3 separate regions of the Mus musculus genome follow, and regions 2 and 3 are each linked to region 1. Evidence: chromatin loops called from intact Hi-C (ENCODE). Cell type or tissue: left cerebral cortex. All regions are shown on one strand. Links, peaks and the distances in the headings refer to the core of each region. The heading gives the core; the rest is flanking DNA. Region 1 overlaps Gm41562 (a long non-coding RNA gene). Region 2 overlaps Dnah8 (dynein, axonemal, heavy chain 8). Region 3 overlaps Dnah8 (dynein, axonemal, heavy chain 8).

Region 1 (7,277 bases), core at 750-5,749:
GGGATTCAGAATGGAGAAAATATGAAATGAACAGCCGGAGGTGAGTGGGCAAGCCAGTGACCGGACAGCATCCGTGTGCCATGTTAAGTGGAGAGTGAGCTCAGGTATGAGAGGCCAGAACAAAACCTCCCACAATTTCCCCACACGAAGGTGCTGCCGTGGGGCTGGGTGAACTCAAACGCATCCAGGAATGGTAGAAGAGAGAACTGTCCTGAGGGTTGGTAGAAATGTTGATGATGTAGTCTGTAGTTATTAGTTATCATGTGATGCAGAAAGTGGACTTTTAAAGTTTCCGTCTGGTCTGGGGCTGGAGCCCAGTGGGTAGGATGCTCACCTGGGTTCAGTCTCCGGTATTTTAGAAACTGGGTTGGCAGCGCATGTCCATTATCCTAGGACTTAGGAGACAGAAGAAAGAGGGTCTGAGGTGTATTGTTCTGTCTTGTTCTGTGCTATACAGGGAGCTCAAAGGCTAGCCTGTGTTACATAAGAACCTATCAGAGGGACACACACATAAATATACACATATGTACTCCTAAACACACACACAATATATAATTGTACACATAAATATGCATATATACATATATAAATATGCATATACACTTGTACACTCACATAAATATACACATGCATATTCATATAAAGATGTCTGTGTACACATACATAAACATGTGCACACATATGAATATATGTGTGCAGGGGAGGTGATTGTGGGGTGGGGGAGGTGTCCCCACGACCACTGTGGTCAGCAGAGTGACTATCTGCAGGAGACAGAAGGTAATTTGGTTCAGTTTGACTAAGTGGGGGGTGTTGGTTCAAACTTCAGGAGTCTGACCCTGAACAGTTTATTTTAGGCATATTTAAGCACAGTGCACTTTGGAGAAATTTTTTCTGGTGCTAAGGAACGCAATTCTGTATCCACAATAAACTGAAGCAATCTAAGTCAAGGTCAGACATCACTACATCAAAACTCTTTGTAAAGTGCATTTGATACATTCTACAAAAATGGGCTCTACAGATTGAGAAGGCCAAGCTTCTGATAAGGGTGGGGGGAGGATCCAGTGTGGTCTTAGCCACATTGATAGTTCAGAGGTCACTAGGTTATTGATCCAACATGCCCCCAGCCTTCTAGGTGGATAACAGGCTATGCATCATTTCTTTGAAGGCACGACCTTGTGTATTTAACATCCCAAGTTCTCCTGGTGCTTGAGAATACATGGATCCCCATGCCTCCTACATCTCCTCTGCATTTACTTTTTAAAGAAAAAAGTGTGGCTGTAACAGAGGCCAGCGATGAGTGCACTGTCTGTATGTCTAGCCTAAATAATATAGGCAGGAAGACCACAGTTATAAGAATAGCTAACTGTCTTAGTCAGGGTTTCTACTCCTGCACAAACATCATGACCAAGAAGCAAGTTGGGGAAAAAAGGGTTTATTCAGCTTACATTTCCACAATGCTGTTCATCACCAAGGAAGTCAGGACTGGAACTCAAGCAGGTCAGGAAGCAGGAGCTGATGCAGAGGCCATGGAGGGATGTTCTTCACTGGCTTTCTTCCCCTGCCTTGCTCAGCTTGCTTTCTTATAGAACCCAGGACCACCAACCCAGGGATGGCACCACCCACCATGGGCCCTCACACCCTTGATCACTAATTGAGAAAATGCTTACAGCAGGATCTCATGGAGGCATTTCCTCGAGGGAGGCTCCTTTCTCTGTGATAACTCCAGGTTGTGTTAAGTTGGCACACAAAACCAGCCAGCATACTAACAAAAGGCCAAGGAAAGGGGGAAACTATGTTAACCATGGTGGACATTCAAAGGTCACCTTCGAGATTTTGTTTATCTCTTCATGCATACCATTTAATTTGACCATCGATTGTAAGAGACATATGACATTGACAACCAAGATTGTGCTTGACTAACGCTCTAGAGTAGCTTTTGTAGAGCTGTGCTTCCCAATCTGCCGGTCTCTTGGTTGATTTCCACTAATATTTTTGCCATCAAATTAGTAGTTTTCCTAATCCTGTAGGGCATCTTTGAGACCTCACTGTAGTCCAGGGGCTTGTAATTCCTGGGACTGGTAATAAGAAGAATCTTTGGCATGGCAAAACAGCATCATGCAGCCTCCTATCAAAGGTGAGCCTTTCCTCCCCTCTGACGATAGGCGTTTGCATTCTGCATGGACAGGCTAAGAGTTAGCATGCAATGCCGTCAACAAACGTAACAGCATCAATTTGGGTCAGTGTGTTCTTGTTGTCTTCCCAAAGCACCGGCTTATTCTTTCTCCTGGGGCATCTCCTTTTGATGGGCTTGTCTGCTCCCTTCAGATACTTCGTTTGTCAGGTGGTCTGTGGGATGCTATCCCGGTTGGACTCAACAGATTGGGAGCCATCTGGGACCTTGTTCATTTTCTGGAGAGACACAGGCATGTCTTCTTCCTGCCGTTAGGAGAACATCTGGCCCTTCCCGTTTAACATGTATACTAGGCAGTGTCTTCTTTAGGGTAACCTGGTTTGGAGCATCAGAGGAATTACTATCCTTTAGAGTGAAAAAATGTAAAATTAGCATCGTTGAATATGGCATAGTGTGTGGATATTTAGATGGATGTATATACTTCATATGCATATATATTACTGTATAATAAATACTGTATATATCATATACATTATATAAATAATATCAAATCTTGTGTATAATACATACACTTATAAATAATACTATTTATTATTACTTACATATTTTTATATATTGTGTATATTACATACAGTATTTAAATAATAATATCATACATTATTAAGTACTATATATATACATATATATATATATATAATGTTAACATTTAAGTATTTAATGGTATCATTAAACAATAGTTTGATTCTGTGAATTGTAAGGGATTCCAGTAATAGGATCAATATTCCATAATTTGCAAAAATTCCTTGAAGCGTTTGCTATTGCAAGCAGGATCATTATTGTTTTTTAGTTATAACGGGAATCCTAGAAAGGAAAAGGTGTATAATAAATTATTAATGGAACCCAAGGTTGTTTCACACCGGTGAGCAGAAGCAACAGTCACAAAAGTATCAACCATTACACGAACATACTGTAAACATCCGAATTCCGAGGTCCGAGTAGCATCTGCCCAATCTAATCTGGCATTAGATTTTAACCTGCAAGGACGGACTCAGCCACTAGAGGGCAGTGGTGTAAAAGAAGAACAAAAAGTTGACTTTTTTTTTTTTTTTTTTTTTTGCCTCTTAAGCTTAGCGGATGGTAAGGGACCTGGCAAATCAGAATCAGCAGGAGTATGAGTTATGAGAAAAGGTTGAGTTTATTGTCATACAGATACCTGAAGAGAGAGAAGCAACTGTGAAGTAACATGAGTAGTGGGCTTGAGGTTAAGTCTTGCAGTTTCTAAAAGAGGAACAGTTTCAGCACCGTATGCAGTCAGTTAAAATATTCAGTGGATGATAAACATCCAATAAAAGCTGATTGGTTACCTTGAGTTCAGACTGTTGAGTTGGACAAGTGGGCAGAGGGAGTAAATCCAATCGTTTTTGTGGGCGATGTGGACTTGCATTGTCCTTTTGAAGGGCCATCTGTAAAAGCGTTAAGAGCAATCTCTGTAGGGTTTTTAGATGTAACTTTGGGTAATATCCAGGGGTAGCTTTAAAAAGCTTTGAAAGGGGATCTTTAGGATAACCATGAACTATAGCTCTTGAGTAACATGCAAATGCAACCTGCCAATTATCATCAGTGTGGACCAAATGGCCAACCTGCATTTGTTTCAGAGGCACAGTGGTTTCCACAGGCTTCTCACCAGTAAGTTAAGATGTGTCCTTCAAGTCATTAGCAAGGCAAGTGTATAATTTCTTGTAAATAGGAGTTACAGATTGTTGCAGAGAATTACGACATGCATAAATTTGTCTAGTACCATTACCTTATTGATGTGTGATTCCAGTGGGTGGTGAGTAGGAAAGAAGGCTAAATAATTGATAAGGAAGTGAGGGATTTATTCTAGGATCTACCGCTTTATTTAATAAACTCACAACTCTCTCTGCTTTGGGTGTTATGATTCTTATAGAATTTAGCCCAGGGTCTCCAGGAAGCAACTTAAAGGGTGGAGCCAAGTCTTTAACAGTGATAGGCAGATAAGAGCATACCCCAATAGACATGGCCCCCACAGTTCTGTAAGTAATTGAAGATACATTGTTTTGGAAGTTTTAAGTGGAGACAATAATGGAGATTTTGAAATCTGGTGAAAACTTTCCTGGTGATAACTCAATCCCATGCGCCACGACAAAGCTTACATCAATCTCCCTGAGGAACAACGGAAATACAAATCAGACATGACGACCTTGAAACTTTGTAAAGGACATGGAACATGTTCCATAACGTGTGTTCTATAGATTGACCGAGAAAAGGGTCTGGGGAGGATCCATCCTGTAAGGTCTCACTATACTCAGACAGTGCAAAGTTCATCAGACTATTAATCCCATCCACTCCCAGTCACTGTATGGGTATCAGGTTATACATCCCTCCCTTTGAAGGAAGAAACCTGCGTGTTTAATATTCCACACTACCTTAGCACTTCTTTATGAACACAAGGACCTCCATGCCTCCTACAAACATACATGTGCACATAACATATTCCCATGTGCGTATACACATAAACATACACATTGCACACATGTACAGATACATAAACATACATATTTATATGCACACAAATGTGCACATACATGCATATAAATACAGACATGTACATACACATAAATATATACATGTTCATGCATGTAAACATATACATGTACATACCCACAAATATGCACATGTTTACATAAATATACACATGTACAAACATAAACATACACATACATACACATACAAATATATACATATGCATGCATGTAAACATACATGCATACACATAAACATACACATGTACATGTGCATATAAATATGCACATTATACACATATACACACATGTATACACATATAAATATATACATGTGCATGCATGTAAACACACATATACATGCGCATAAACACATAAATGTACATATACACAGAATTATGCACATGTACACACATAAATGTACCCATGTATATACACACATATATACACCTGTATTCACATATGCATATACATGTAGATACATAAACATATACTTGTACTCATATAAATATACACATGAACATACATACATGTACACATGTATGCACATATATTTACACATATTCCATTATTAGCACATGACCCTGAGACCTGGTAATGTTCTTCAAAACCTCTAGGGAAAACACTGACTCTCACAGTGTTTTATCTCAGAGTAGCAGAAACTCTCATTTCACCCCAGCTGTCTAGCAGGAGATCATGAAGATAACCCACACCAGCAGTTCAAACATCCCCTTGCTGGCTACAACCTCCTGCCTCTTGGCCAGTTCAGGACCTCAACCCTGCATGCCTTCCATTTACCTCAAATCAGCCAGCCCTCTGCTTTCCCTGCCTCACCATAGATCACCTTAGGCTGCAGGCCTATCACTTCAGGAACACCCGGGTCCCATGACCTCAATTGTCTTTCTGTCCCACCTCTTCCTCCAGCCCATTTGGCAAAGCATGCATGGAGATGCACAGAGCCATCTTTCTGTTTCCATGGAAGCCTGCTGGAGAAAGTCATGTGACCATCTGGATAAGGACTCAGTATCTAACTAGCTTCTACATTCCCTTCCTATCCTACTTCCTGAATGACTATTTCAAATATTTCCCCTTTCTAAAATCTACTTCCACTCTGTTCCTACCTCAAGCCATGTAGCACATTTATGGAAGACAACTATATGTGCTGTTCTCAATCCCGTGAGCCTTCTGTGCCGTCCCCTTCCTCCCCTTCTGTGCTTGGGACAGTGGGGATGTCCCTCTGTATCTAAGCCCTGCTCGTACTTGGACTCTCCCACCTTCCCAGTCTCCTAGGGTGCGTCTTCCTGATTCTACCTCTGCGTTCTCTTATGAGAACTCTCTTCCTCTCTTTGTTGTTTTGTTTTGGAGTTAGAATCTCACTACGTAGCCCAGGATGGCCTGGAACTGGCTATGTAGCCCAGGTTTGCTTCAAACACAACGTTTATTCTGCCTTCATCTCCCAAGGACTGGGATTGCAGGTGTCTATCATCACGTGTATGTAGCTAAATCTTAGTTTGACTGATCTTCTCATCAGTCGTTGGCTTTTAGACATGCTTTGGTCTTCCCAAGGGGTGGGGGGAGAAGGCAGGGAAGGAGGGAGGGAAAGAAAGAACTCTTTCCCGTCACTTCATAAATCCCTTCCTTTCCACAGCCCACATGCCTACTGTCTGTGTTTCCCTGGTTCCTCTCACTCCTTTACCTCTTTCTAAGTAGGGAAAACCTCGCAGAGATGCACCTTGTGCATGAAGCACATTTATCTCGAATGCACAGCTCAGTGAAGATTTACCTGCAGCCACTGCCTTAATCCAGATATGCAGCATTGGCAGGAATGTGATGTACCTGTCGTTTCACCAGGTATTTCCACTCGATGGCACACCTGGTGGGCAAGTCCACAGCAGTGCTTTTCAAAGGCTTGTTTTACTTGCGGTTATGTGTGCCTGTGAGTGAGGATGTGCCCATGTGAGCACAGTGCCTGTAGAGACTAGAAGAGCGTGTCGGATCCCCTGAGACAGAGGTGGATGCTCGGAATTGAACTCAGGTCACCTGTAAGAGCGGTGTTTGGTGTTTGCTCTTAGCTACTGAGTCATCATCTCTCAGAGCCTCTCCGTGGTGCTCTTGTCTCTCTTCAACTGCGTAGAGCTTCACTTAGCAGCTGTCCTGCCATCGGTGGACATTATTCCTTTGCTCTTACAAGCGACACGTGAATGAACACTTTTGTATAGGCATCATTTGTGTTTTTGACTGTGTGCATTCGGCATGTTTCTCTCTCTCTCTCTCTCCCTCTCCCTCTCCCTCTCTCTCTCTCTCTCTCTCTCTCTCTCTCTCTCCCTCTCTCTCATACTGGGAATTGAACCCCGGGCCTCACTCATGCTGGGCAGGTAGACAGGTATCTGTTGCTGAGCTACAGCTTTGGCTCTCAGCTCAGATTCTTGAAAAGTAGCCCGAGGCAAAAGATATTTGCCATTTGTGTTACTGATTTCTCCTGAGAGAGACTGCGGCAGTTTGCATTTCTATCAGGACTACTGAGGACATTTCTCCAGAATGACTGTTTCCCCATGGACTTGCTATGAACATAGGTGGATCAACTTAATTATATGGAGATTTAA
Region 2 (7,277 bases), core at 913-5,912, 120 kb after region 1:
ATATAAATGGTAGCCCTAATATCTCCAAGCCCTAGGAACCCAGGAAGTCATACAGATGAATCCAGTTTCTATGCTGATAAGTTTCCCTCCTGGCACTTGTGAGATTCTAAGGAGGGTCTTTATGTCCTCTAGAGCCCCCAGTCTAGCGTCCAGCTTCAGTATCGACATGGACAGCGATTCTGCTTCTCTGAACACATACTATTTTTTTCTCTCCTCTGCCTTATCCAACACAGGAGCATGTGTGCCCGCTTGCACGTGCTCACACACATACATACAAGCACACACACATGTGAACATGTATACACTCACACATGTATACAAACACACAGACATATGTGCACATGCACACATATATACAGGCACACAGACGTATGTACATATGCATGCATGCACAGATACATACATGCACATATACACATATGCACATGCGTACATGAACACTTAGACATACACACACAACACACACACATACACACACACACACTGAAGCCTTCATAAGCCATTTCTTCTTACTGCTGCCATTCCAAACCTCACCTCCTTCACAGTCCCACCTTTTAAAGAAATCTATGAGCTAGGATAAAACCATGGACAAGTCATAAAAGGATGTCTATGAAAGAAAGACGGTTTTAATCACTGAATTTCAAGGTATGCTTTTAAAATATTAACAAAACCATTAGCTTTAATTTGGATCCTGTTGTTCCAACCCTGTCGCAATACAGTGAAGGGCAGAAAACAAAGGATGAAGTTTAAAGCCCTCTCAAAAATGAAGGCGCTTCTAGTACATCTTGACCTGCACCTCTTGGGTTAGGTTGTCAAATGTTAATGTGACTCTTATCCCCACTGCTTAACCAATTGACTAAAAAAGGACAACGAGCCCAAGAAAAAGAGTTTCTACAGAGCAAAGGGAAACCATTGGCAAGATGAACAGACGGCCTGTAGAATGGAGGAAGCTTTTGCCAGCTCAACTTAAGACAGGGGTTAGTATATAGAATATATAAAGAATTGCAAAAAGTTAAGCACAAAAAAAAAAACCTACTTCCTGCCAGTTAATAAATGGAACTGTTAAAATAGGTCTCAAAAGGAGAAACACAAATGGCTAATATTTTACAAGTGTTTGGCACCTCTAGCTGCCAGTGTGATACAAATTAAAATGACATTGAGATTCATTTCATCACCCACCCACCCCAACCCCAGGTCAGAGTGGCGATTGATCAATCGATTGAACCTTCAAGAAAATAAACAGCAAAAGCTAGTGAGGGTTGGGGAAGGAACTCGTGCTTGCTGCCATTGCCAGTGCAAATTAGTGAAGCCATTATGAAAACCAGTTTGGAGGGTCCTTAAAAACAATTACAAATAGAACTACCATCTGACGCAGCCATAACAGCACCACCTAAAGGATTCTCTATCTTACCACAGAGGTACCTGTGTATCCATAGTTATTGCTGCTCTCCTCAGAATAGCTAGTAAATGGAGCCAGCATAGATGCCCATTAGCAGATGGGTGGACAGTGGAAAATGCCACATACACACAACTGAAGAGGAGGGGCAGGGAGCTGGGGAAGTAGTTAAGTAGGGAGACTGCCTTAGTTAAGGTTTTACTGCTGTGAACAGACACCATGACCAAGGCAACTCTTATAAGGACAACATTTAATTGGGGCTGTTTTACAAGTTCAGAGATTTAGCCCATAATCATCAAGGTGGGAGCATGGCAGCATCCAGACAGGCATGGTACAGGTGTAGCTGAGTTCTACATCTTCATCTGAAGGCTGATAGTAGAAGGCTGGCTTCCAGGCAGCTAGGTTGAGGATCTTAAAGCCTATGCCCACAGAGACACAGCTACTCCAACAAGGCCACATTTTGTAATAGTGCCACTTGCTGGACCAAGCATATACAAACCATCACAGAGACTCCACCCAAAATCCATTTGAAGAATGCCATAAGGAAGCCCAGTGCTTTGTATGCTAATTAGAAAGACTGAAAAAAAAAAAAGCTGAGTAGACAGTGCTAGGAATGTGAACTGAGTTTAAAAAGTTCTTCCTGCCACTTACACTAGGAAGATATGCACAAGTGAGAGTTTCCAAGCACCATGTTCTACCCTGTCTATGGAGGATGTGATGGGATGGAGGGTGTGGTGTTGAGAGAGGGCAGGCTGTTGTTCCTTGTCCTGTGTGCATCTCCTGATGGCTTTCCAGACTCTGCATTTATGTTTCCTAATCTGGCTTCTGTTGCTGTAATAAACACCATGACCAACCTGAGGGAGGAAAGGGTTTATTTGGCTTGCAGATTACAGTACATCACCAAGGAGAGCCATAGCAGGAACCTGGGGGAGGCTGGAACCTTGAGGCAGAAACTGCAGCAGAGACCATGGAGGGCTGCTTCTTACTGGCTTGCTTCCCGGCTCCCTCTCAGCTAACTTTCTTATACAACCTAGGTCCACCTGCCTAAGAATGGTTCTGCCCGTAGTGGAACCTACACCGATCAGCAATCAAGAGAATGCCCAACAGGCACACCAAAGGCCAATCCGATGGAGACAACTCTTCTGTTGAGGTTTCCTCTTCCCAGGTGTGTCAACTTGACAGCAAAACTAACCAAGATATTTGGTTTGTTTATCTTCTTGCCTCCTGTTAAAATATTTGGTCCTCTAACCAGATTTGGAAGCTTGGCAGTGAAGGACGGTCTTCCAACTTTGTCTTCATGTGGTAAAAAGATTTGCAGTTGTCTAAGCCACGCTGGTCATCACTATCCTAACGAAGGAACCCCACCCCCACCCCCACCCCCACCCACACCCCCATCCCCCCCACCCCCCACACCCACACCCACCCTCACACCTACACCCCCACGCCCACCCCCACCCCCACCCCCACCCTCAGTGAGGTTGATTCCAAGGCTAACTTGGAGCTTTGAAGTTGCTGAGTAGACCTCGGAGACATTGAGGTAAGCCTCTTTTAGGTTGTTCCAGCAGTCAGGGTTGGGTAGAGCCTTTCACATATTCACATGAAAATAGTCACCGTGGTTTCTTCTACCATGTAATCCTCAAACTGCAGAGTCTAAGTCACTTAGTGAAATGGAACCTATTACTCGTTTTTACAAACCACAAATAAAATAAAATCAGGATCTACAGTGAGTTTTACCTAAGCATTTGACTTAATTTTTGAAATTTAGGGTTCAATTAGATGGGGGGAGGTGAATGGGGTGTAATCCTTGCTATGCAATTGCTGGAGATACTCGATCTGGCTCCATGGAAACACTTCCATTAATATGCTCACAGCGATGGCAGCCCAGCCATTCCTTAGAAGGAGAGCTTCAGAAACTGCCCCAGTGCTAAAAGCTGCCTCAGTGCCTGTCGCCTTCAGATCCATTCTTATTTAAAGCATTCTGGGTTGGCTCACTGACCGCAAAAGCAGAAGAGTTGGGGGTGGGGGAGGGGTATATTTTTTAAAGAAGACAAAATCTCAGTGGATGCTTTTTTTTCCCGTTCATACAAAATCATTTCGAGTTCTTGTGCTCATCTGATGTACAAGTATCCACCCACCCGCTGATCTCTCTAAATGACAATAAAGGAAAAGGAGAATCAGGCTCCGAGAGACAGAGACAGCTCGGCGGATGGACATCCTCTCAAAAGCCTCAATGGGCTAAATTGATGCCTGAGAGACAAACCACTCGTGGGGGGTTGGGAGTGGAACTAACTCCCCAAAGCTGTTCTCCAACCACCCATGAGCCATGTCACTAGCCACCACCACCCCCATAAATAAACAACAATGTAATTTAAGAACCTCAAAAAAGAGAAGAACCAAAATTTAAAATAAAATAAAACAAAGAGGGCTGGAGAGATGGCTCAGTGGTTAAGAGTGGTTAAGAAGCGCTTCCTGAGGTCCTGAGTTCAAATGCCAGCAGCCACATGGTGGCTCACAGCCATCTGTATAATGGGACCTGATGACCTCTTCTGGTGTGTCTGAAGACAGCTAGGGTGTACTCACATACATAACATAAATAAAATCTTTTGAATAAACAAATAAAATAAAGAACAAGCAGTGGCATTCACGACTAAAAAAGAAAATAAAGTAAAATACCAAGCAGGGAGGGCCTGGGAGCTTCAATCTTGGGTGTAGATGTTGGGGCTATTTACAACACTGGATCTCTTCAGAACAAGCAGTATTTTGGAAGCCCTGGGATAAAGTCTTGTTAGTACAATAGAAACACACTAGAATATAGAGAATACATGTGCTCTCAAGAAGTTCCCACCTAGTCGAGAAAATAAGACAATGTGACAGAAAACGAACAAACAAACAAACAAACAAAACCAACAACCAGAGGCCCAACCCCAGGCTTCTGGTTCACAAGGAAAATGAGGCTGCTCTGTAAAACCAGGTGAGAGGACTTCGAGTTTGGTGAAGGCGTGCAGAAAACACAGAAATACAAAGTCTGTAGAGAAGACAGCAGGCAGGAGGTCCTACTGCAGTAGAGGGTCCGAAGCGGAAACGTAAGGGTTCTTTGGAAAGTCAGCTGTGTTGGATGTGAAAGAATGTTTTCCTGAAGTGGACACAGGAGAAAGACTAAGACTAAGGAACGTTTGGCTGAAGCAGATGCAGGAGAGAGGATGTTCTACTAAAGCAAGCACATGAAAGGACACATGATGAAGGATTCTTTGCTAACAAACATGCATGTATTGGTCAGGACTCCACAGAGAGAAATACACCAAAAAACCTTATGGTGGCGTGCTGCAGTTTCTTGCCACTTTTGCTGACTCGGGCTGATTGGCAGAGTGATGTCAGCTGAAACAGACTCACGTACTGAGGCAAGACTTGTGCTGAGGCAACACACATGGAGGACACGTGCATGATGTTTGAAGGGAATATAAAAAGGACTTGACAAGCCAGTGACCAGAGAAAGCTAGGCTTGCTGGTACAGTTAGGTGTGTAACGCTTGTGGGTCTCGCATCTTTGTGGATCGCTTCGCTGAGAGAGAGGCACAGCCTAGAACTTCTCCTGGCTGAGACCTGGTTGTCTCTGCTAGGTAGTGCCACTGCTGTTGATTCCTGTTTGCTATCCCGACTCTACCGTACTGGGCTGTTGTTGTGTCCAACAAGAGTTTGCGAGTGGATTGACCTGCTGCTGCTGCTGTTGATCCGTTTACAGAGTCCACTCTCCCCGCCCCCGCATCTTTTCTTTCCCACTACCTCTGGTGGGTGGTGGACTACCAGCGAGGTTAAAGCATTTAAGAACCATGATTTAAAATAAGGTTTGAAAAAAATTAAAAGTTACAAGGGCAAGCTCCATAAGCAGCAGGGCCCCAGGCTCACTTCCTTCCGGGTGTGTTGGACCCAGGCTCACTTTCTTCAGGATGTGTTACTGTTGGAGAAAATTATTTAATCTCATTCCCGGGCTTCTACCCCGGTTTTGATCATTCAGTTTCTGGATAAAAGACGTGCAATTTTTATTATTATAATAAGCCTTAATCAGTACTAGAGCTGGACAGAAATCTACCCTCTAAGCTATTAGAATCTATTTCCCCATCAATAACCCTGGATTCTAATTTGCCATATTTCATCTGGGCTGCTTCAATTGGCCAACCCTCTTGGTCATAATTTCATGACTCATCTACTCCATAGTGGCTTCCTCCTCTCTCCACCTTCTTCTCTCCCCCTTTGTGGTTCTCCTCAGATCCCAAATCTGGAAACACCAAGCCTGAGATAGTCCTGCCTATCTCACTTCTGCCCAGCTACACACTGTAGGCATCATTGTTCACCAATCAGGATTGACTTGGGGTACAAGGTCACATAGCATCTCTGGGGACTACATCCTTGAGGGCAACCAGGCCTTGGGGCGGGGGCCACACTCTTCAGCCTTACAATTCATACCAAAAGACCTCAACAGGTTACAGGCAGCTTTTGAACACAAAGCTCCCTCCCCTCAGAGATTGGTAAGCAGGTCTGTGATGATTTTAGGAGGGCCAGGGTGTTTGCTCCCTATACCATTTGAATAATCTAGTCCTCCCCCCCCCCCCCGCCACCCATCGTGTGTGTGTGTGTGTGTGTGTGTGTGTGTCTAGAAGTCAGAGCTGGGTGTCTTCCTGTATCACTCTCAGCATTAGTTTTTTGAGACAGGGTCTCTCAGTGAACCCGATTAGGCTAGATGGCCTGACTGGCCTGCCCTAGGAAACGGCTGTCTCTGCTTCCCTGGCCATTGTTTGATAGGAGTTCTGGGAGTCTCAACCCAGGTCCTCGTGTTTGAGTGGCAAGCACTTTGCAGAGTTCCCTTTTCCCCTGAGGAATACACAGACCGGAAACTACCAAAGCAGTATGGGAGCATCCCGGAGTGACCGGTGGGACTATGCTCAGCAGAGAGGTTTTAATGGTGCTGAAGCTTGTCCTGATCTTACTCGAGGCTCGGTTGCACATCACTGGTGGTAGTTAACGCTCAAGCTTAGGCAAACAGCAAAACAGGGTGAACAATAAAATCAAAGGTACAAAGGCAGTGGGAGTAGCTTCTGCCACAGAAACATGGCTGCAGCCTAGTAAGATCCTAGTAAGTCCTGACTAGTAAGTTCCTGAAGGTGGGGGGGAGGGGGGTGGCAGGCGCGGGGGTGGGGGTGGGGGGGCTGAGAAGTGTGTATGAGAGGTGAGCATCCAACACTTCAGAGTTGCCTTGTGTCTGGATGCAAGCTCCCAAGGCAATGGCTGAAGCATCCTCCTTCTTTGGAGGAAGGCTGACTCCACTAACCAAACCACACTTTTCTACCCCAGAGAGCTGTGCCTCCCAAACACCCATGTCTACCTGCAGGCCCTTGTCCCAGGAAAGGGCAGCTGATCCTTTTGATCTCTACAACAGGTGTGAGGAGCCTGTCACACGTCATCCCCTTGAGATGGCTGAGTTGATGCGTAATGACAAATTGTGATTCAGAGGCAGAGAGAAAAAAAGTGGAGAGAAGGCAGGAGGTTGGAAAGCCCAACCCCAGCTTCTGCTGGGCGGACCACAGTTAGGGGCCCTTCTGCTCTGTAGTAACGGGGCCTCCATCAATCCCTTGTTCTTTTTACTAACCTCTGCAAAAACAGTCTACATGTGTCTTGTTTGTAAAAGGAAAGTGTGTGTTCGTGCATGTGTGTGTGCGCGTTCGAGTGTGTGTGTGTGTGTGTGTGTGTGTGTGTGTGTGTACACATTTGAGTGCAAGTGCTATGTGTTTTGGTTTGGAGATGTATCCCCAGATCCCATGAAGTAAAATAAAGGTTTAGGTCCCACACTGGGCACAGTTGGGGGGCAGTGCAGCCTCTGAAGAGGTGGA
Region 3 (7,277 bases), core at 1,047-6,046, 200 kb after region 1:
CGTGCACCCATCCATGCAGTTTCCCTGTTTGTGGATTTGTCTTCCAGTCTCCTCTCTGGCTCCTCCTCCCTGTGCGGGTCCCTCTGCATTACCTCTTAAAGCCCTTAGGGGCCTCCTCCAAATCAACTCCTTCCAGCCCTGTTGAGACGGGTGGTTCCGGTGGGGTTTCCCTAAGTGCCTGCTGGAAGCCTCCTTCTCTTTGTGATAGGGTTCCCTTCTGCCTTTTCCCAGTGGCTAAATGACACTGGTCTATACACCACGCTCCACTTGCTGATGCTAGAGGCTCAGACTCTAATTCCATCTGGCCTGAAAGCAGGGACTTCTAAATCTAAGAATGGAGTCTCTCCCAAAGTGCTGATGTCCAACAATAACAAGAACTCCCCCCAATATATATATATATATATATATATATACACACACACACATATATATATAATGCATACACATATTTACATTACACACTATACACATACAAACCATATACATAGACGCATAAAAACATATATATGTACACAAAAACATATATATTCAGAGACATAGACACACATTCAATACACAGACACACATACACATAGATATACATACACACACACACACACACACACACACACACACACACTGAAGGATGAGATAACAACTTGAGAGTCCTTTATGAGCCCAGAGTACGTAATGCTTTGGTTCACTTCATAGGCACAGATGCTCAGGCATATAAATTCTATCAGCACAAACCATTTACAGTGGTAAGACTAGAAAGAGTCCATGAGATGGCTCAGCAGCTAGAGGGGCTTGCAACCAAGCCTGACAATTTAAGTTCAATCCCCAGCACCACAGAGTGGGAGGAGGGAGCCAACTCCCACAAGTCGTCCTCTGATCCCTACACTTGCACAGTGACGCAATCCCTCTATCTCAGTCCTTTGAGGAAGGCCATTCCGAACACAGACGTGTGCCCCAACTCACTGGCAAGGCTCTGCCGCCCTCAAAGGTGCCAAGGAAAGCCAGAAGCTCATTGGCAGCGTCGCGTGGGCCCCGCTACCCGGTGGCAGCTTTGGGAAGAGAGTTAGGGGATCTTTTTCTTAAAGACACTGAGGACAAGCCCTCTGACTAATAGTTCCACCTCCCCTGCTCCTGCTCCCTGAGCCCTCCGGAGATTCTCGGAGATGCACAGCAAATTACTCCGCAACTAGGAGTTAGGTTGTGGCCCGTGTGCTAAATCAAAGGCTGCGTGCCTTCTGCTTACTCTCTCGTTGTTTTTCTCTCCCATCTCCCCTCCTGTCCTATTTCTCCTTTTAATATAGCCACACAAAAACGCCTTTGCAGCTCTGGCGCTTTGGAGAAGCAGCAGAGGTAAATATAGGAGCCAGGGCAGGATCTTTGGTTGCTTTGTTGTCTCGGAGGCAAGGGAGCAGTTCGAGCCTGGTTCTGGATAAAAGCATTGAGTCGAAGGGCACTGATTTAAAGGAAAGCTGAGCGGGGCCAGGGGCAATGCCCTGCCCACTGGGCTCCCTCTATTCGCACTGGCATTGGCAACAGAGGTGGTGGGACCCCTCTGTTGTGTGTGCTTCCCTGTTACTTCCTAAGCGTTAGGAAGCAGGCGATGTGCCGGGAGCTGCTCCTCCCAGCCGATCTTCCTTAGACCACTCCAAGTGGAGAAGTCAGGGCGGTCACCCTCAGCACAGCTGATATGGAAAAATCCCACCTCTGGCTTATTGTTAAAACATCTTTGTAGTTAGATTCCCCGGTGGCCTTAGCTCTCAACTCCTTGGCCATTTGTATTTTCAGGTCGCTTTGTTTGAACCGTACTTAGCCGCACTTACCGTAGTCGGTAACGTAAAACTCATACATAGTCTGCTGGGAGCCCTTGGGTATCTCCGGCAGGTTCAGCTTGCTCCCGTGACCTCGGAGGAAGACTTCCAGTTTTTCCCTGCTATCCAGTTCCAAAAGGGCTCCCAGGCTCCACATCAGACCAAACACAAACAGCTTGTGGAGGTGGTCCCCCGACGAGACGCCACCTTCTTCTTTGGAAGGGATTAAACCTTCCAGGAGATTGAGAGACTGGAAGAGATTTCAGATAAGATCCATTTTTTTTTTTTTAGTCTCAATTTTAAAAATGCGCAGGCTGACATTTTTGAAAGGAGAAAATGGAAAGCAAGAGGGGGAAGAGAAAAGAAAACAGAAATAATATCTCAAGACATAGCCTGATGAGTGTCCTTGCGGTCCCCAGTGTTAGAGGACAGATAAAGCTTCGGTCGGGCTGTGTGACCAACGGAAGTGAGGAATGAGTTGGGAAGCCACAAGTGTGGGTTCTACCCCAGCTCCTGTGGCTGGGTCTGCTTTCCCCATCTAAAAACTAAAAGGCCTCCTCTGTGGCTCCTGGCTCCAAAGTTAGATTACTAGTGTGCGGATTCATCCCTCTTTCTCTAGGGATTCAAATCTCAGAGCCCTCACCCCCCAAGCCACTTAAAAAGAGCTCCTAGGCTGTAGGACTTCCTATACTAGGTGCCCCGTGAGGCAGCCGAGCGGAAAGCTTCAGGTGTTTTCAGAAGGGTGGGTACAAAGCAGAGCGGAGTCTCACCTGCATGATGTAATTACACTCCAGGAGCTGCATCTTGGGGTTGAGGCTTAGTTTCATGTACGTGTATGCGTCTTCAAACACCTTATCATACAGACTCAGGAAGACGGAGGCTTCCTGCTGGCTGCGCTTCTTCAACCATGCCTGAGGTCAAAGGACAACATCTAAGCACTAGGAAAGTGTAGAGCTGCCAGTGCGACTCTGTAGATCAAGTGCTTGCTTGTCTTGCGAGCTCGGAGACGTGGGGTTGATTCCCCGAACTCACATCAAAAAAAAAAAAAAAAAAAAAAAAAAGCCGGATATGCTGGCATGTGCTCATGATACCAGCGATGGGGTTTGGGGAGGGGGAGGGGACAAGCAGGTCCTTGGGACCCCCTGGGTAGTCAGCCTAGCCTCCTTGACAGGTTCCAGGCCATTGAGAGACACTATAGACAAAGTAAAAGAAGTGTGGATGGTAAGGTGGCTTAAAGAAAAACACCCAAGGTTATCCAATGGCATCCCCATGTACCCGTACACTGGGCTATCTGCACACGCGTGTACACACGTAAGCAAAAATGAGAAGAGCAGAGACCTGTAGACCCTGGCCTGTTTCCGGTCCCCACCTGTAATATCGGCCTCCAGCTGAGAGCCGAGCTGCTGATGTATACCATGCCCATCCTTGACACCGTGGCAGGAGAGGCGTTCTCAATGTTGTGCACCTCAAACAGCAGCTTACAGGTAGGGGCCATGGGGATGCGGTCCCCGTTAGCCAGGGTGAGCGTCTTGTTATCGTCCAACACGGAGTTTAAGTTCTCAATCCAGATGGCATCCACGGGGCCGTCTAGGATGAGGAAGATGTTCTCACCTGCAAATGAGGACGGGAAGTAGGGGAAGATAGATCGGTTTTTCCTTCTGCAACTAATGAAAACGGGAAACTGAGCAAATGCAAGGTCCGTTCTAATAAGCTCGCAGGGAAAGAGTGAACTCGGAGGGAGGCCCGTGCCTACCCTTTTTAGCTTTTAATGTCTTCCTCCACAGAGTGGAAAAGATCCCATCTGTCCAGTCGTTGGTGGCTGTATCCAGCCTGCCGAACATCTGAGGCGCGGTAATCGCCTTTGGATTCATTCGCATCTCTCTGTGAGGCCTCCCACACTCCGTTAATGATTTCATCAGAATTGTTATGACCGTCGTCTTCCCAGAACCGCTGGGCCCGAGGGTCATCAGGCCATGCCGTACCAGAGAGGTCTCATATAACTACACCATCAAATGACACATTGGGAAACGTAGGTTATTAGTCTCCGGCTGATGTTTCTGCGTGCTAGCTGAAATTTTAAAGGCTTTAAATAATATCTAAGTGTCCTTTGTTTCACTGGATTTGGGAAGCAAAACTAGTGTGGCGTTGAAAAACAACATAGGTGATAAAGTAATGATGTCGTGGGGCTTGAATTACATTTTGCAAATAATTAATTCAGGATCTGCTTTCTGCCTCATGTGACATGGGTGGGTGGGTGCGTGTGCTGTGTGGTGATGTCGCCCCCCAGTGGTGGAAAGCAGCAGCGCACAGCATCTCGGTAAAGATCTAGGGTGCCCCTGAGCCTGCCTCTGGGTCTCCAGAGGCACAGCTTGAATAAAGATTTTTGCATGTGGAAGTGATTTACTTGGGGAGAGCCCTCGGAAGATACAAAGAAGGGTGTGGATATTACAGTCCCAGGGATGGGAAGACTGGGGTAAGGTGCAACGGAGGACAGCTGCAGCAGGCAGACAAGCATGACCCCACCAGGGACTCTCCACCTAGAAGCAGAGGAACCTGGCCTTCCTATCCCCTCGCCCAGCCATCCTTCCTTGAGGGGATAGTACTTGGGAGCAATAAGTGCTCGGGAAATGCCTGCCCCTGCGCCCACACACAAAGTGCCTTCAGTCTTCCGTTTGCTCCGAGAACAAGAAGCATACATGGGTACGTGGGAGTGGGAGAGAGGATTTAAGGAGGCATACTAAGAACACAGCAGGGAGTGGGCTGTGGAAATAGCTCAATCAGGAGGGGCTTGCCTAGAGTACGTGATGCCCTCGGCTTCTGATGCACCGTGTAAGGGGGCACACTCCTATAATCCCAGCACTCCAGAGACAAAAGCAGGGGGGGGGGGCAGTCAACAGGTCAGGGCCATCCTCGACTATATAGGAAGTTCTAGGCCAGCCTGGGCTAAAGATCTAATGTAGTTGAGCCATAACACATGTTCACACTCACACATATGCACATCCATGCACACACACACACACACACACACACACACACACACACACACACACACTTGTAGGGAGAGTTTTGGTTTCTTTAACCACCCAGTGACCTTATGTGTAAATGTTTTTGTTTTAGTCCCAGGTGTGGGGTATGGGCCTGCTTCAATCTGTCTACAGCTGTTAACTATGATTGTCTCGTCCTCGGATCGGGGCAAGGGCAGTGGCATGGTTTTTGCCAGCTGCAGATAGTTTCATTCTGGGAACTCTGAGGAGGGCATACATGCCTGAGCCCTAAGAGAGGCAGGAAGAATAAGGAGGAGGAGAGGGAGGAAGACGGAAGAAGAGGAGGAGGAGGAAGAAGAGGAGGAGGAAGAAGACAACTGCTGCTTCCTGCAGCCTCCTGCTGCTCCTGCTTGCTCTTGTGATGGTTTAACAAGAAGCTGGAGCTCTCCTGACTGTGACGATCAGCCTGGCCCCAAGGAACACAATGCCCCTCTCATCTGCAGGAAGTAGTCTAAAGAGGTCTGTGCCCCCTCGCCCCTCTGACCTTCTCTTTCTCCTCCTTAGTGTTGGGGGCTGGAAGGGATCGGGGAGGAATAAGGGTCGGAAGGGAGGTAGACTTCTAATAACCCAAGAAAATGACAAAGCAATTATGCCAACAGATGCTCATACACACACCTGCACACCTCATGTACACACACACACACACACACACACACACACACACAAGCAAAGGAGCAGACCTAGGTTCCTCATGCTCTAGGGTGTGTCCCCTTGAAGCGTCTGCAGCAGGTAGTACTGCCAGGCCCACAGCAAGAGGCCTGCTGGGCCGTGCCTCCCCATCCCAACTATCTCCCATTCCAGTAACCGTCAACCTTCTCAGGAGGGTGAAGTAACAGCTCGACTAAATGACTGCCTGATTGCCGCACGACAGGGCAATGCACTCTTTCCTAAGACAAACGCAACCCTGAGGATTCGCCGTATGATGGTGGAGGCCTGGCATCTAAACTCAGTTTCAACATTCACATCTGGTAAGTATCGTGGGGTGGGCTACGCCGTGACCGCTGATGGGCACTCGCTGTGGGTTTCCGATGCCCTTACCTGCACTAATTTGAGGTTCCAGGGTGGGTGGTTTATCAGACCTTCTAGGTTAACCTGGTTGTCCACCGCGGATTGCAGTTCCGCGTAAGTACTGCTGTCCAGTTGTAACCCCGGAAACAGGTCGTTGATCAAGCTGAGGAACAGAGGCTCATCTTCGTCAACCTAGGAGGGCAGACATGAGCACAAGCGTACTCAGTCAACAGTTGTCTCTTAGCTAAGTAGGACATATGCACCCTGCCCCCGGTGACTTAATCCCACAGTGGCTGGAAATCTCTATCCAATCAGCATCCTGTCTTTATCTTTAAGGAGTAGGTTTGCGTAAGCTGACCCCCTCCCCCAACACTTGGTGTGCTGTGTCTTTAATACACAGATGGCTGTGTTCCCAACTTCCAGTCCCTTCTCAACTTCTTCTATCCACTGGAGCTCCCTCAGTACTTTTTATTTTATGATTTATTTTTATGTATGTGTCTGTGACTATGTGTGGATATGTAGACATGAGTGCAGTTACCCACAGACGCCAGAAGGGGGCGTAGGATTTCCCCACCCCACACCCCCTGGAGCTAGAGTTGGCAGTTTGGAGCCACTTGGCATGGGTGCTAGAAACTGAACTCCGATCTGTTGGAAGAGCAGCAAGTATTCTTAATCACTGAGTACTCCAACCCCCCAAACACACACACACACACATGCACATATCACACACACACACACCTCACTTATCTCACACACTCAGTCAAACATACATATGCACACTCACACACACATTTACACATATGCACACTCCACACTAATACTGACACACTCACAGTCACACACACGCATGCTCATACACATTTACACACATATACTCACACATATACAAACACATAGACACTCATACACTCACACACATACATACATACACACACATAGGCACACTCAGAGAGACACACACTCACAGACACAAAGACACACACACAGGCGGGCGTGGTGGCACACGCCTTTAATCCCAGCACTTGGGAGGCAGAGGCAGGCGGATTTCTGAGTTTGAGGCCAGCCTGGTCTACAGAGTGAGTTCCAGGACAGCCAGGGCTATACAGAGAAACCCTGTCTCAAAAAACCAAAAAAAAGAAAGAAAGAAAGAAAGAAAGAAAGAAAGAAAGAAAGAAAGAAAGAAAGACACACACCACACAATGATCTGACACCCTCCTCCGACCCATGTAAGCATACACATACACACACACACACACACACACACACACACACACACAGCATAGAGTTCTCATAGTTCCTTGTGAGCCCAGAGCTTCATGCTTAGAATCTGTCACTCTGTGGACAATGCTAGAAACCTACATTGATGAGCTGTTAAGATGACACGGTGGACAAAGACACTGGTTGCTAAGCGAGACAACCTGAG

The links. A loop is a pair of places that touch in the nucleus more often than their neighbours do. Peaks named below come from ENCODE experiments on the same cell type or tissue, not always from the same donor. Only the 100,000 strongest peaks of a DNase experiment are listed, where the experiment ranks them.
Region 2: it touches region 1 in a loop (3-fold over the local background); 20 of 42 quality-filtered maps call a loop at or near these places.
Region 3: a loop joins it to region 1, with 3 times the contacts of the local background. A loop is called at or near these places in 25 of 42 quality-filtered maps.

What each region holds. Positions count from the first base shown.
Region 1 is chr17:30,946,899-30,954,175 of GRCm38, reverse strand. It overlaps Gm41562 (a long non-coding RNA gene), which reads right to left. Exons shown (of 3, transcript XR_876734.2): 2 at 3,496-3,594; 3 at 1,750-2,506. Among named protein-coding and RNA genes, the nearest start is that of Umodl1, 4.1 kb to the left of the region's middle. In left cerebral cortex, for the core only: a CTCF peak has its summit at 3,173 (motif pointing right); DNase peaks (open chromatin) are centred at 2,372 and 3,177.
Region 2 is chr17:30,822,138-30,829,414 of GRCm38, reverse strand. All of the region lies in intron 85 of Dnah8 (dynein, axonemal, heavy chain 8), which reads right to left. Among named protein-coding and RNA genes, the nearest start is that of Gm41561, 32 kb to the left of the region's middle. In left cerebral cortex, for the core only: no CTCF peak of the experiment used is centred there; a DNase peak (open chromatin) is centred at 3,343.
Region 3 is chr17:30,743,283-30,750,559 of GRCm38, reverse strand. Dnah8 (dynein, axonemal, heavy chain 8) reads right to left here. Exons shown (of 93, transcript NM_013811.3): 49 at 5,885-6,046; 50 at 3,556-3,802; 51 at 3,172-3,413; 52 at 2,573-2,713; 53 at 1,815-2,052. Among named protein-coding and RNA genes, the nearest start is that of Gm24661, 35 kb to the left of the region's middle. In left cerebral cortex, for the core only: a CTCF peak has its summit at 4,096 (motif pointing left); DNase peaks (open chromatin) are centred at 3,776, 4,106 and 4,451.